Linked DNA regions of Homo sapiens: region 2 is linked to region 1. The links are chromatin loops, found by intact Hi-C in ENCODE. Cell type or tissue: Caco-2. All regions are shown on one strand. Each heading gives the region's core, and the rest is flanking DNA. Links, peaks and the distances in the headings are about the cores only.

Region 1 (8,183 bases), core at 2,525-5,024:
AACATTACCTTCAAAGTTATCATCCTGAAAAGTCAAAATCATCTTCTTCCCACCGTTTGACTTCAAAGTTTCCTCTGGTCCTTATTGCCTGAAGCAGTGATTCTCAACCAGTTTTCTACCACACTTAGAACAGATGTTCATATGCACTAATGGGTCACTTTCTATATAATTCACTGAATGTTTGCCATAACCCCTCCTTTTTCTTTTCCACTGAAGAAACACATCAAAATAAAAGTGAAGGAAGACTTATGTATCAAAATAACTTCAAGTGTTCTCTAGTTGAGAGCAAAACTAATCATTTTAGAAAATTTCAGCATTTTAGTATTCATAATAAATTACTTGCAACATATCTCCTGGGCACACTGCACTGTGGCATAGAAGTTAAGGACAAATAGCCTAGATAAAAGTCCAATTCTCCTCAGTATACAATACAGAGCCTTCACGATTTTACTGAATTTTTTTTTTTTTTTTTTTTTGGAGACAAAGCCTTGCTTTATAGCACAGGCTAGAGCGCAGTGACACAATCTCAGCTCACTGCAACCTCTGCCTCCAGGGCTCAAGTAATCCTCCCACCTCAGCCTCCCCAAGTAGCTGGGACAACAGGCATGCGCTTCCATGCTGGCTAATTTTTTTCTTTTTGAGACAAAGTCTCACTCTGTCACCCAGGCTGGAGTGCAGTGACACAATCTCAGCTCACTGTAGCCTCTGTCACCCGGGTTCAAGCAATTCTCCTGCCTCAGCCTCCTGAATAGCTGAGATTACAAGCGCCTGCCACCACGCCTGGCTAATATTTATATTTTTAGTAGAGATGGGGTTTCACCATGTTAGCCAGGCTGGTCTCAAACTCCTGACCTCAAATGATCTGCCTGCCTCAGCCTCCCAAAGTGCTGGGATTACAGGCATGAGCCACCACACCTGGTCACACCAGCTAATTTTTATGGTTTTTGTTTGTTTGTTTGTTTGTTTGTTTGTAGAGATGGGGCTTCGTCATGTTGCCCAGGCTGGTCTTGAACTCCTGGACTCAAACGATACTCCTGCCTTGGCCTCCCAAAATGCTGGGATTACAGGCATGAGCCATCGCACACAGCCTGCTGCAATTTTTAATTTTCTCTTATTCTCCATATCACATCCTGTACTCCCGTGACACTGAATTACACAGCATTTGCTGAAGACATCTGCTTATTAACTTTGAATTTGCCATTATGTCTCTTCCACCTGTATTGTCCTTCACACCTTTGTGCAACTGGCAAGCTGTTCTGTCAAGACCCTAAATAGCACCTTCTCTGGGACACCTTCCCTGAAACTTAGACACAGTTGCTCCTTTCTCCTTCTGGTACAGTATTTTATGTATACCTATAAGAATTTCCTGAGGCTCCTGTAGCAAATTAAAACAAGAGATTAATGCTCTCACAGTTCTGGAGGCCAGAAATTTAAAATCAAGGGGGTGGTGGGGTTGGTTCCTCCTGGAGGCTCTGAGGGAGAATCTTCCTTGCCAATTTCCAGCTTGTGACCTCTGGCCACCTTTTGGGGTTGCATAATTCCAGTCTCTTTCCCTGATCATCACATAACCTCTGTGTGTCTCTGTGTCTCAAATTTTCCTCTCCTTTCTTATATAAGGACACAGTAAAAGATTGAGGGCCCATCCTAAATCCAGGATGATCTCATCGTGAGACCCTTCATTACATCTGCAAATATCCTATTTCTAAATAGCTTTATATTTATGGGTACTTGGGGTTAGGGCTTGGACATATCTTTTTGTGGAACACAATTCAGCCAAGCACAGTATCTGTGTCAGACCTCATCATCGTAATTTGTTCACACATATACCTCCCTTCACCAGAGTGTGGGCTCCTAGAGGGCAAGAACCATCTCCTACTCTTTTTTCTTAGCTAATTCCTACAGTTTGTCATAGCACTCAGCACCTACTAAGTATTCAATAAATGTTAGGGAAGAAGAAGGGGAAAAGCAGATGGATCATAAATGAAATTGTTTCTTTTCCTCTGGTGCAGCTTCTCTCTGCTTCCAAGAATCTTCCATGCACAATACCCTTAATGAGAACACTACCAACAACCAGTCCCAAAGGGCCACCAAAGTGACACTGAAGGTTTTCCTGTCTTTTCACAGAGTGGCAGATTTGAAAGCATTTGGAAGTCTTCAGTCCCTGCCTTGAGTCACTCTGTACAGTTTGTTTGATGTAGCAACTGATAAACTAGACTGAGGGGGATCCATCCTGTTTTTAAAGGCCAATAGAGAAATGCTTTTTAAAATGTCCCTTTGGGATTCCATTCCCTTTGCTACTTAGTTTTTTTTTAATGCCCAATTTTCTCCTTATACATAATGTTGCATGTCCCAGGCTTTCATCCCTCTGCCAACCACATAGAGGCTCAAATTTTGAGACCTTAGGAAATCCTTTCCAATTGCTTCCCTCCTCTTGGAAACTGAACACAGCTCAAGAGGCAGATAATCTAGAGTTCTTGGCCTGAGACAGACCACTGAGATTTCCAAAGCTCCATCTGAGTAGCTCTAAAGTTCAAAGATAAGCACAGCATTAACTTTTAGAAAAAGAGTAGTGGATCACCCAATTAATTACTTCAAAAATTTCCACTTACAACTGTATAACTAATAATTATTCATTTCTTTTCCTCTTAACCCTGGACTTTTAAGCTGCCTATAAAGCCAAAACTATTATATCTTGCTGTTTCAAGATTAAGTTTCATTTTAGTTCCAGAAAGAAGTCAAAACAAAAAGGAGAAGGGAAAAGAGAAACACCTCTAAGCCATGCATAGTTAAGGATTTGGTTTCAGATCAATGTTAAAAAGCAGAGATAATTAGAAACATCATATGATTTGTGTACAACACAAGAGCTGCATTGCTAACTAAAACCATAACTGACCTAATTTTACTGAATGTTCCAATGAAAATGACAGACATGCAAGAAAGAAATATAATACAAACAGTGGATGATCCATATTTTCCCCTTGAGTTTCAAACACATTCCTCAGACGGCGTACAAAGCTGACATGTTATTGACAAGAGTACAGGCCTTCAGATGGCCAGCAAAAGAGTGTCTGCACATCAGAAAACCCACAAGATTATAGCCACTTTGCCCCTACAAGACTATACTTTTTTTTAATTAAACCTCGGTGTATTCAGAGAATGGAACAGAAAGCGAATTTAAAAACACAGTCCATCACAAAATCCTTCTTTTTCATTAAATACGTTAACAAATGTAAAAATCCTATCATGGGAATTTATTTTTCTCTTTCAATATAGGACAATATTAACTAAATCTCTACCCTCCCCTAAATGATTTACAGGTCCCTAACTTCACACTGAGGGGTACCCGCGTGACACAGAAAGTAACACCCTGAAGTCTAATCTCTCTTTCAGACAGTTGCTCATTATTTATTGCAGCTATTTCTCCATGTAAACATTCTTGTGAAGAGGGCACATTTTGTAAGTTATCTCAGATCATCTGGCAGGATTGAAGCTATAAACTGGCATTTTATTTAACTGGCTCTACTTGGAAATTCCTCACATCAGTTCTGCTTTTACAAAAGGAGTCAGGCTGTGCTGTTTTCTCCTACATATTCTATACCGAATCCTGGTAAGCAAATGCTTATGGAGTCCTCCCAATAAAGTGTCAGAATACAATGTCAACAATAGCAAGATTGAGAGGATCCAGGGAAAATTCTCGTCCGTAATAAATGAGGATGAGAGCACCAGCAAATTGGAAAGTCCAGCCTCCGTAACATCTTATCTACATCTAGGCTGTGCCGCATTATCTAATGCGGCTTATCTGTCTCCCTCCTTTCAAGTAAGGACCTGCCCTGCATTCTTGATTCCCATAGCTTTAGCAGTAAAAGATAGAAGGATACACTCGCCACAGAGGTGACTGAGTTCACTATTGTTTAGGAATTGGCTCATTTATTAAAGAGATGTTGTCTCACACCAACAGCAGATAACAATATTGGCTCCCTGTGAACTTGCTGAGGTATTGTGTGTTCAAGATTCAAGTAAAGATAGGCCAGTCCCTTGGCCAAACACTCAGCAATGTTACCATTGCTGACATTCTCAGGATGGAGGAGGTAGGCATTGCCATCTGGATTTCAGAGGACTGCTGAGACTTATTACCTTTTCACTAGAAAGCAATTCTGTTTCTACATGAATAGGGCCTTGTATTTGACTCTCTGAAAATTGTCCTGCAGGCCGTTTACTCATTCAATGAACATTTATTGAGCATGAGACACTATGCCAGATGCTGGGAAGCACTGCAGTGAATAGAAACTCTCCCTTGCACAGTGTGGTGTGGGAGAAAGATCTGTAAGCAGATAGTTATCTAGAATGACAGTGGTGGAATAAACACAGTGCACTGCTATGGAAAGAGCCACGCAGAACTGGGTCCAGATCCCAGCTCCACAGCTTACCATTGCGTAACCTTCAATAATTATGAGTCCCAACTTCCTGATCAATATAATGAGGACATCTTGATAGATTTGTTTTGAGAAATCAGTAAGGAAATATATGCATAAAAGCAAGTGCTGTGCCTGAGATGTAGGAGATATTTAACAAAAGGAAGCCACTGCTGCTGCTTTGGACATAGGGACTTTGGAGAAAATAAGACAAAAAATCACTCTGCCCCCCAAAACAGAACAATTACTGCTTGGTTCCCCCAAGCAGTAATATGTGAACAAGGTCTTGAAGGATATTGTTCCAGATATTTATTTCTGTGCGACAAACAAAACTTACAGCCTTAAAACACTCATCTTATTTTGCTCCTGATGTGTTGGTGAGGAATTCAGGAAGGGCTCAGATGGGTTGTTCATCTCTGATCCACACAGTGTCCATGGAGGCAGTTGAGGCTGAAGGATCCACTTCCCAGAAGGTCCCTCACTTGCCTGTCTAGTATCTCGGTGTTCCTCAGACTCTCCTTCTCTTCACACAGCATCTCATTCTCCAGGGCTTCTCCACATGGCTTGGGCTTCACACCAGCATGGCAGTCTCAGGGTAGTCAGATCAATTCACAGCAGCTGGCTTCCTCCAGCACCTGCTTTCCAAGTAGTAGGAAGTGGAAGCTGCAAGTCTCTGAGGCCTGGGCTTGTCCTGTTCTAGTGGTTAAGCATTCACAGAGCCTAGCCAGATTCGATGTGAAGGAATATAGATCCCATCTCTCAATGAAAGGAGTAGCAAAGATTTGCAGCCATCTTTAATCTATCACAGATGTGTGGGAAATCCTTAGAGAACTGGAGAGAAGCATTTCCAGTTAGAGAGAACAGACTGTGTGGACAGAGGCTACAGGTGGACCCAGTTTGGAGTATAAGGCACACAGTTGGAGGCAGGGTCGAGTGGGCTAGTGCCTATTCAACTTCTTAAATACTTTTTATGTTGCACCTGTGCAGGAACTACAAAGCCTCATCACTACCTTGAAAGTAAGAAAATTGACCCTCTAATTTGGCATTTCTCATCCTGGTGATGTCATATCTTGTGATGATGGAAAAAGTCTAGTGCTTAGTGATTATTAAGCAAGCTCCTCTACAATCACTCTCTCTCATTCTTCCATCCTTACAATCAAATCTTTTTTGACTCCTTACTGAACCCTGGACCACATTTACTACAGTATTTAACATTGTATACATTTTTACCCCTGATTCCCCCACCGAACTATAAGCACCTAAGGTTGGACCTGCGTTTCCCATCTCCTGCCCCTAGCTCCATGTCTGGCCCATGCTGAGCTGGGAGCAGTTTTAGTTCTGGGAAAGCATAATAAATATGGTTTAATTTATGCCCTTGAGGGACTTCTCTTGTTGAAGGGCAGTGAAATAAAGGCAAACCACTGCAATGTACTGTGGCAAACACAGAGCTAAAGGAGACATAGAGCCATGAAGGAGAGGTGCCTAAGCTAGCAGGTAGAGTTATTTGGGACTCTATTGGTCTCCAGGTGATTTTATAAGAAACATACACATACACAGTGAAAAAGTGGTTAGGATACAAATTTAAAAGAGATAAAATTCTCTGAGCACCTTTTTTAGGGAGAGGCATATGTTCTAGGGGTGTGATTATATGTTAACCATATAAATGATATAACTAAACCTTGGTTGGTTGTTGATTTTGGTAAACTTTTGCATAAGCTGACCTTAAAGGTGAACTCTGGATGACTAGACACCTCTGCCTGTCTTCTCTACTGCCCCTCTGACCTACTGTTCCCTCATTTTAACTATCACTCAAGTAACTAATGAATTTCAGACTAAGCTTGGCATTCTCAACCAGTAAAATTCACCCCCTTGCTTTTCAGCCCACACCCAGATTTTCCTCTTGGTGTGAGATCATTCAGAGTATATCATGGGGAAAGTTATCGGAAGCAGAGGGAGGAACAAGAGCCAGGCTGCCTGCCATGATGAGCCAGCCCTCAGGTCTGCCCACACATTCTCCATTTTTTGGTTTTTCTTCCTCCAGTTTTGCTGCTTTTTCCTCTGTCATCTGTTTCAAAGAACCCTCATAAATAAGCATTAAAAGTCAGCTTAATCAGCTCTTTACAATGTTTATATAATTTAAAGGGAACTCAAAGAACATCTCACTCAACATCTTACTTTACAGAATAAGAATTGAGCCTCAAATATAGTCAATATTTTCCCCAATGTCACAGAATCAGGGTTTCTGAACCCACTAAAGCAAGTTGGCTTTCCTAGCATGTCCGAGAAGTCAAGAGAAGAAAATCTGTAGTCTTAGCTATGAAGCGCTGTGAGCAAGAATCACCGGAGTGCTACTTTTAAAAAACATAACCTGTTCCACCAATGTGATTACAGATGGTCTGAGAACATCTCAGATTTACCCAGATTCAAGGCAGTAGACCTTCCAAAACAGGCAAAGCCTTCTAAATCAATTCAGGGAATAAAGCCAGACATGCATACTCCCTAAGAAAAAATACTTACATACAAGCATCTTTTCTAACTAAAAAGAATATTCATCAATTGATTTGAATATGAAAATAGGTTTTTAATAAAAATTTACTCTAAGAATAAGGCAAATTTGTGTGGTTTCCTTCAAGGGTCAAATTCTTACCATCCATAGAGAGGTAATGGTGGTCATGTTGCTTAAAATTTTGTGAGTATAAAATGATGGGTAAATCCTGAATGATACAAATAGTGCTTTATTAACACACAAGTGACATAGTTGAACTGCTATAAAATAGTCTCTTCTTTAACCAGCAGAAAGGAAATTGGTTTATATAATAGCAATTATATAATTAGAAGGAACTACAATCATGTTTGACTATTTTGCCTCCATAACTATTCTATGATAGAAACAAAATACTATTTATGTTATCCTCTCATTGAAGCCAATAAAAATTATAAGGCAGCTGATTTTATTTAAAGATGTCTATATATTACAGATTCCTTTTAGATTTAGCTACCACAAAAAATAACTTGGCTACAAATATGGATGGCTGGATAATTTAATAGCATACTATCTCAGCCAAATCAAATCAAAACATAGTGAACTTCTATCTTCTACCCAAGTGATTTTTCTTTAACTGTTTTTCTCCAAGCGTTCTTGAAATGTTCTGACTCGCTGGTTGTCTGACTTCTCATTAGTAACTGCAGACATCCAGAATGACACTGTGCAGAGCATTTAAGAGTCAGTCTTGCAGATAAGTGTAAGACTCAGCCGGATAATGAACCAAAGCACAGCTGGTTAGGAGCACCAGATGACAGAGCTCTGGGTGGGGGGAAGGAGGGTGAAAAAAGAAAAAAAGAAGTTGCTTATTTATCAGTCTATGCTCATCTAGACTAGCTGAAGTAATTTCCCAGTTGCCAAGAGCATAGGAAAAAGCATTATTTGACAAGGAGGCCTCTTTCTGCTAACGTACAAGCAGGCCCACGCACAAGGGCAACTCTCAAGTATACAGTTCTAACACTTCTGTTGGGTCAAGGTTGACTGAGACTCTTGGTTGGACAGTTTTCTGATACGTATCAAGCATTAAGATGAAAAAAGCTCCACAGGATATTCCACCTGGAAGTCTGCTTTTCAGATAGACAAATCATGGATGAAAATAAGTGAAACATAAAAAATAAATGACTAGTTCGGAGGAAAAAAGTAATAATATTGCTAAACACAAGGGAAGAGAAATCCATGGGCCACTTCGGTGGAATTTTGAAGTTCCTGAATAGGGTACATGTTTTCTT
Region 2 (8,183 bases), core at 3,795-6,294, 330 kb after region 1:
AGTCATTCATTTGGGGAAAATTTATTCCCGATTCTTTGACTTCATTTTAGCTCCTTATCTCCATGGGCTTTTTTTTTTTTTTTTTTTTCTCATATTGAATTATTCTGTTTTGGTGGCTGAAATAGTACTTTTTAGCAAGAGTGGGTTGGAACCCTGAAACTCTATAAAAAGGACTAAGTGTGCTGATTTGTGTGTTTCTCTCTAAGGCTCCTTAAACTTCATTGTTTTAAAATGTAGAAATTAAATTAAAAGAGAAATTTCCTGTCAGATAACTAATCCTAAAAATTAAAATATTGTCATTTGATTATTGTTTTAGTCTCCCATTTGCCTTTTAACCTAATGGGTTTAGTAAACCAATTTCCTTTATACATTTCACTCAGTCGCATCATGAGTGACATATTATTTTGCTAATGCTTTAGGACACTAATGTAGAGGAGAATGTGTTCTAGTCACATGGTTAGCACACTAACATAAAAGACTAATTTCTAGGCCCATCGGTGGCTCTCATTCACCAGAAAGCCACATCCTGGTGGCGGAGGTGCTGGCCTGGGAACCAGTTCCCAGGAGCTCAAAAATGAGAGCTGCTTCAAGTTGCTCCTAACTCCTTCCTAGCATCTACTGCTATATCTGGATTTTCAGAGTTGGTGAGCAAAACCAATAATTTTTCCAGAAGAAAATGGAGTGTAAATGTAGTCATCTCTATTTGAAAGTTTTTGATACTTACAACCCATAACCACTATTGAACATGTCACGTTTTTTCTTATGCTTTCTTGAGTTTTGTTTTACTTTAATGCCCCACAGATCCTGAGCTCGGGCTGGGAGTTGTGGTTGGTGGTACGAGTGTGCCTAGGAGGGGTGGAATTCTTTAAACTCAGACCTCTGGGAACTTCTGCCCCAGCAACAGCACTAGTGAGAGGAAAAGCTAATGTAGTCATTGTAGGTCATACTTGAAGATATTTATGGAACTTCACGTGCTATCTATAGGAGTTCTTCAGGCCTGGGGTCAAAAGTAGCAGAATAAGCAACATTCTGCAGCAGGAGCTGCTACTTTTTATAGGAATGAGAGAATATATAGTAAAATCTAAGATCTCAACTTTCAGAGGTAGAGGATTGATTTTAGTCCTCCTTCAGTCACTCAACTACAAGTCCCAGAGTTCTTTTTATATGAAAAAATAGAAAATGAAAGCACCATTTAACCCAAGATATTTCCCAAAAGAACATTAGAAGCCAGCATGTCACTCAATCTTGTTTTTGTAAGCTCCTGAAGTAAATAAATTAGTCTTGAGTGTCTCTACATTGCACCAAGAAGATCTGAAATAAAATTAGATTAGTAGCTTTGAGCAAAAAGGACATTTATTTCTCCTTTTCCTCTCTCTTTCTCAAACTCACAGGTATGTGAAATCATATTTCATATTGTGGGTTTGAAGTATAAACAAGAAAGCCAGAGTCAGAGAACCAAAATAAACCAACCACCAATCTATTTTCCAGTCTCAGCCCTTCCATTTTTCTGGTAGAGGTCTGAAATTAATCTTGTTTCCAGAAGTTGGGTATGTGCTGTGGAGCTCCTTCAAGCCACAGCTGTGCCTCCATCACATGTAAACACCATTGGATTCCACATTGCTTCCTAATTTGGCCACTGGCACTGTGGTCCACACTTGAACCTTAGCTCCATTGGTTGAACCATAACAACCTGACATTTCCTCTTCCTGGGAGGTTAGACTCCCCTAATTGCTGCTTCACCTAGTTCACCGCCTCCCCGTCCTAGTGCTGACTCTACTGCCCAAATATATGGCCCCGATCTCCTTCACACTGTGAACCACACTAGGCTTGGCTGGATCACCTTAGGGTATGGGCTGGCCAGCCCTACCTGCCCCCACCTCACTCCCTTCTCCCCACCAGCTCTCCATTAAGGTCCCAGTATCTATTTATCTTTCAGTGGATACTGAGCACCTACTCTGTTCTAGTTACTGTGCCAGGCACTGGAGTCGCAACATTGAATTAGGCAGCATTCTGCCCTCAAGGAACAAACTAATGGAAAAGGCAGCAAATTAAAGATGATAAAGATTGCTGTGACAAAGGAATGAACTCTGACCCAATGTCCTCCTTCCGCTCATCTTTGAGCAGAGGGGAAATGGCCTTCAATTCTTGCATATGTACTAAGTAAACTCAGCTTTTTATGAAATTATCAATTCAGCTCAGTTGACTGTGAAAATATATAATTCATTTTTTAATGAACAACACGGAATAGTTGAGTATTGCCCAAGGATTATAATCTCAAAATCGCTGCTGGCCATACTCCCAAAAGCCTGGTGAAAGCATATTTGTGGAGGATTGCCTGAAGGAAGTGCAGATCAGCTTGGTCTGCTTTACAGAACTATTATAAACTGCTGAATCCTCCTGGGATCCCCAAAGCCCACCCATCAGACCCTTCGAGGGCCTCCTTTAAACCTCTTAGTGGTGGGACTCTAGGGCTGCATGAAGCACAGTTTGCTCTGGGGAGCTTAAAACTTAGCTGAGGGTAGGTACTGCTCTCTTCCTGAAATGCCCTCGTCTTTGGTATTCATTCAACACTTTCTCACTATCTCCTTCCTATCTCTCTGGCTTCTTCTTTTAGCCAGTTTTGCAGATTACTTTCTCTGATAATCCAAAACAGAACTCCTTATCTTCTCCCACAAAACTTGTCCCTGCTTTTAAGCTCCTACATGCCTCAGCCTCTGCCCTCCTCTGCAGGTTCCTCCAAGCCTCCACCTCACTGCTCTCCTTTTGTGCCCCATGCTGCAGCCAGTCTGGACATATTTCATGTCCTTAGATTCAGCCTATTTGCATTTACCTCCTCACCTTTACACATGATGTTCCCTCTGCCCAAAATGCTTAGACACGTGAGCACACACACCTACATGCACACATCTTACCCTCAGTTAGTTCATCTTCTAGATGCCTCTTCTTCCAAGAAGTCTTCCCTCACTCTACCTCCATTCCCTCCAACTATGCAATACCAGAATACTTCGGACTACTCACTTTATTGTAATTGTCATATATTCTGTTAAGTGCCTGTTACAAAATGAAGTGATTTTTGTTGTTGTTGTTGTTGTTGTTGAGATGGCATCTCTCTCTGTCTCCCAGGCTGGAGTGCAGTGGTGCAGTCTCAGCTCACTGCAACCTCCACATCACAGGCTCAAGCATTTCTCTTTCCTCAGCCTCCCAAGTAGCTGGGATTACAGACACTCACCACCATGCCTGGCTAATTTTTGTATTTTTAGTAGAGGCGGGGTTTCACCATGTTGGCCAGGCTGGTCTCGAACTCCTGACCTCAGGTGATCCACCCTTCTCAGCCTCCCAAAGTGCTGGAATCACAGGCGTGAGCCACCATGACCGGACAAAATGAAGTAATTAAATTGCTCTTCTAAAAAATAAATTTCATTGAATTCATGGGTGCTCTGAGAAACATCCCCAAGAAACACATTGTGAGTGCTCTGTGAGGATGTTATTCATCATTTCTCTAGAGCCTTCTTCACGTGGACCTGGGGTGTGGGTGATTCTTTCTGCTCTTCAATTTACTAATAGTCATACTTCTCCTAAGAACAGGATTGTTTTAATTTAGATACCTTTTCCATTGTGTAGGAATTATATAACCATCGTCACATTGGCTGCTAGAAATCTGAAAACTAAATCGTGTCTCACTCTTTATGGGATGAATTTTATGAACTTGTCTCATTTATTTTTCTCATCTTTCATATCTACTTTCAAGTTATGCTAACTTGCTATGTGTTATGGGTACATAACAGTAAGTGGACATAAATCTTTTCCGGAATAAAGGAATAACTAATCGAATAAACAAAATGATAGAGGAGTATAAGGTTCAACAGAGAAAAGTAGCCTCTAAATGGTGGAAGGGTGTACCAAACGGTACTCCTTAATTTGTAAGTCACTTAAACCCCAAACTGGCTTAAATGACAACAAAATATTAAATTAACTGAAAAGTTTAGTGGTAGTTCATTTTCAGGTAGAGTTTGATCCAGGAGCTCAAATCATGCCATCAGATCCTGTTCTCTCACCATCTCTCCCTTCTATCCTCCTTCATGCTTGCTCAATGCTCAGGCTTCCTGTGGTGACAAAATAGTTTCTGGAATCTAGACCTTTGCATTCCAAGATGTATGTTTAAAAGACAGAAGAACAAGAGAATATCTCCTGTCTATGAATAAAAAATCCATAAGGATAGATAGAGACTTTGGATATTTGGTTTACTGTTGAATTCCCAGCAAGGCAGTGGCTGGTATATAAGTGATCAATAAATACTTGTTGAAGTTGTTGTTATGGCATCACTAAAAGCTCATGCACAAATCCCAATACTTGACCTGGGTCACATGCCCATCCCTGAACTAATCTTTTGGTCAGGGGATCCAGTGCTCTAATTTTCCAGGTCTGGGTCACCTGATCCTAACACCAAAACCAGGGATGAGTCTCCAACTAATCCATGTGCACTGACAGTGGGAGATGATGGTTCCTCAAGGGAAATTGGGGGCATTACAAAGAAGGAGAAACAAGCTTGGCAGACAAAACAATAAATAATGCACATCAATGGACTACCAAGAAGGTGATGTTTGAGTCGAATGGTAAAGGATAAGCAGGAGTTAGCTAATAAAGAGGGCAATTTTCAGTGGGTAACATTCTAGGTATTTTCAAAGCACAGAGTCATAAAACAGCCTGATGCTTTTGAAGAACTGTAAATAGCTTAATATGGTTAGAGCAAACAAGGGTGGAGAGTAGTAAAAAAAAAATAAGCCAGAGAGATAGGCATAGTGCAAATATAAAAGACCTTTAGAACTAATCCAAGGAGTGTGCACTCTATCCTGAAAGCCCTGAAGAGCATAAGTAGGATTTGCAGCCCGGGAGCACGCCTGACAGCCAGGCCCTTGCAGATCATTATAGGGTCAACACTGATTCACCCTGCAAACACTGGTTGGGGCTGGGTCTGCAAGTCAAAGAAAGGAGTCCCAGATGTGGATGAACAAGAGACACAGGGAGCAGACGCCAAGCAAATCCTAGGAATCAAACAGACCTGGGAATCAAACAAAGACTGCCAACACTGTCTGATTGTTGCTTAATTCTCAAGCTTGTGGCCCACACTGTCACGAATTCTTCATCTAAATATGAAAATCCTCTTTAGTGAGCCACGACACATTCAGAGCATGACATGGTTGGGTATTGTACTAGTTTGCTGGGGCTACCATAATAAAGTACCACAAACTGGGTGGCTGAAACAACTGAAATTTATTGTCTTACAGTTGTGCAGGTGGAAAGTCTGAGATCAAGGTGTGGGCAGGGTTGGTTCCTTCTGAGAGCTGTGAGGAAGAATCTGTTCCGTGCCTCTCTCCTGGCTTCTGGTAATTTGCTGGCAATCAATGATGTTCCTTGGCTTGCAGAAGCATCACCCTGATCTCCGCCTTCACCTCTATGTGGTATTCTCCCTGTGTGCATGTCTGTCTCCAAATTCTGCTCCCCACCTCTTTTTGAGACACGGTCTCGCTGTATTGCCCAGGCTAGAGTGCAGGGACACCATAATGGCTCACCACAGCCTCGATGTCCTGGGCTCAAGTGATTGTCCTGCCTCAGCCTTCCAGTAGCTGGGAACATAGGTGCATGCCCATGCCACCACACCTGGCGATTTCTTTCTTTTTTTTCCTTTTTTTTTTTTTTGGAGAGACAAGATCTCCCTGTGTTGCCTGTTGCCCAGGCTCATCTCAAACTCCTGGGCTTAAGTGACTCTCCCACCTCAGCCTCCCAAAGTGCTGGGAGTATAGGCATGAGTCACTATGCCTGCCCAAGTTTCCCCTTTTTATAAGGATAAAAATCATATTGGATTAGGACTGAACTTAGTGACCTCATGTTAACTTGATTAACTCTGCAAAGACCTTATCTCCAAATAAGGTTGCATTCTGAGGTACTGCAGTTAAGGACTTCAACATGAAGTTTTGGAGGACACAATTCAACACACAAAAATGTTATTTTTAAAAAGAAGTTGCAGCCAGGCTCAGTGGCTCATGCCTGTAATCCTAGCACTTTGGGAGGCCAAGGCAGGTGGATCACTTGAGGTCAGGAGTTCAAGACCAGCCTGGCCAACATGGCGAAACCCCGTCTGTACTAAAAATACAAAAATTAGCTGGGTGTGATGGCATGCACCTGTAGTCCCAGCTACTCGGGCAGCTGAGGCAGGAGAATTGCATGAACCCTGGGGTCAGAGTTTGCAGTGAGCCAAGATCGTGCCATTTCACGCCAGCCTGGGCGAAGAGCAAGACTCCATCTCAAATAAATAAATAAAATAAAAAGAAGTTACTTAGCCACGTACGGTAGTGCATGCCTGTAGTCTCAGCTACTCGGGAGGCTGTGGCGGGAGGATCACTTGAGCCCAGGAGTTTGAGGCTGAAGTGAGCTGTGATCACCACTGCACTCCAGACTGGGTGACAGATCAAGGGTGTCTCAAAAAAGAAAAGTAGACATTCTCTAAGTGAATTGATTTCTTACAAAAGGTATGACATCATGTTGCTTTGTAAAGACAAAGAAAATAACACCATTAATAAAACAGACTCAGAAAAAAGAAAAAGAGACCCAGGAGCAATTCAAGAGTTCACAATGAAGAATGCTTTTTCAGATTAAATAAAAAACAGTTCTTTTCTACTTGTGGGATTTTGCATGGAGGCTGCTATAGAGAAGGGTGCTTGTGAGAAGATGCCTTATAAAATGAAATACAAACGTTCCAGTGATTTCTGCAGCATTCAATCTTCCCAACAGTTCCCTGAGCTGAATATTATTACCCTCACTTACCAATGAGAAACTAAGCCTGAGAGAGGTTAACTACATTACCCCAGGCTACATTTGGTAAGCGGTGGGGCTGAAATTTGAAATCAGACTGTTGTGACCTCAGACCATCACATGCACTGGCCGGAGTAATTTTATGAGTCCTGGTTGAAGGCCAAGTATTCACCTTTGCAATGGATCCAAAAGATGCTGCCCAGCACACAGTCCAAAGAGGCAGTAATCCTCCAGAGGGAATGACCATGTATCATCCACAGTGCTCAGGGTGTCTGCTCCACATAATAGATGCTCAACAAACAAAACCTTTGTGAAGTCACTGTACAGCAATAAGATTTATTTCACCTATGGAGGTAGTGAAATTTTCTTTGGCAGTTCTGGAGGTTAGATAGAACCTAAAAGTTGATAGCTTAATAGAAGCATTTGTAACCCCAGCAAGATAAACAGACACAACTTCAAAGGCCAATTCCAATAAAATGCTGAGGGGCAAGAAAACCTGGTTTGTTCTTTCCCAGATTCTCGTCACCTGAGGTCAGGAGTTCGAGACCAGCCTGGCCAACATGGGGAAACTGTCTCTACTAAAAATACAAAAATTACCTGGGCGCGGTGGCAGGTGCCTGTAATCCCAGCTACTCGGGAGGTTGAGGAAGGAGAATCGCTTCAACACGGGGGCGGGGCGGAGGTTGCAGTGAGCGGAGATCGCGCCACTGCACTCCAGCCTGTGTGACAAGAGCGAAACTCCGTCTCAAAAAAAAAAAAAAAAAAAAAAAAAAAAAAAAACAACGCTAGCAAGTGGAATTATTTCAAAAGCAACAGCCTTGTTTCCTGAGTGATCTGAGCTCAGGAACTCTGCCTGGGCATCTAGACAGGAGAAAGTATCTACAGCGTGGGGAGATCTGAGTCAGAATTATAGAGCACAGTGCTGAAGCCATACATTTTCCTGGATTTAGACAGTTTCCTCCTCCATTTGCCTTTATTTCCTTGCATTCTCTTTTCATCGGCTCCATTTTTGCTGAGTATTCCTTTGCTTTATTCCCAACGAAAATCGAAAAGACTTGATGTTCTGAGAAATTCTGAGACTGGCAGTTTTGATTTTTCTTAAAAGGATAAAAATTGCATCAGTCAACACCTCCCTCCACACTCCCCCCACACACATCCTCATCTTCCTGGAAGATGATACAGTATCCTAGAGCGTTGTGGAGAGGATGGAGAGGTCAAGGAAGCCCTGGCTTTGCAGAGGCACCTGTCAAGTTCGGGTTAACAGCTGCCGCCTGTGTCTGCCCTCTGCAGTCCAGGGAAATAGTACCCACACGGTGAGACTCCACCGATCCGGAACTGGAGAGGGTGGGGGGTTCTAAGGTTTAGTGTGACAC

The links. A loop is a pair of places that touch in the nucleus more often than their neighbours do. Peaks named below come from ENCODE experiments on the same cell type or tissue, not always from the same donor. Only the 100,000 strongest peaks of a DNase experiment are listed, where the experiment ranks them.
Region 2: it touches region 1 in a loop (12-fold over the local background); 5 of 110 quality-filtered maps call a loop at or near these places.

Annotation. Positions count from the first base shown.
Region 1 is chr12:42,918,044-42,926,226 of GRCh38, reverse strand. No RefSeq gene overlaps it. Among named protein-coding and RNA genes, the nearest start is that of LINC02450, 230 kb to the right of the region's middle. In Caco-2, for the core only: no CTCF peak of the experiment used is centred there; a DNase peak (open chromatin) is centred at 3,906.
Region 2 is chr12:42,590,710-42,598,892 of GRCh38, reverse strand. No RefSeq gene overlaps it. Among named protein-coding and RNA genes, the nearest start is that of PRICKLE1, 5.1 kb to the right of the region's middle. RefSeq lists an enhancer at 7,867-8,183. In Caco-2, for the core only: no CTCF peak of the experiment used is centred there; a DNase peak (open chromatin) is centred at 4,922.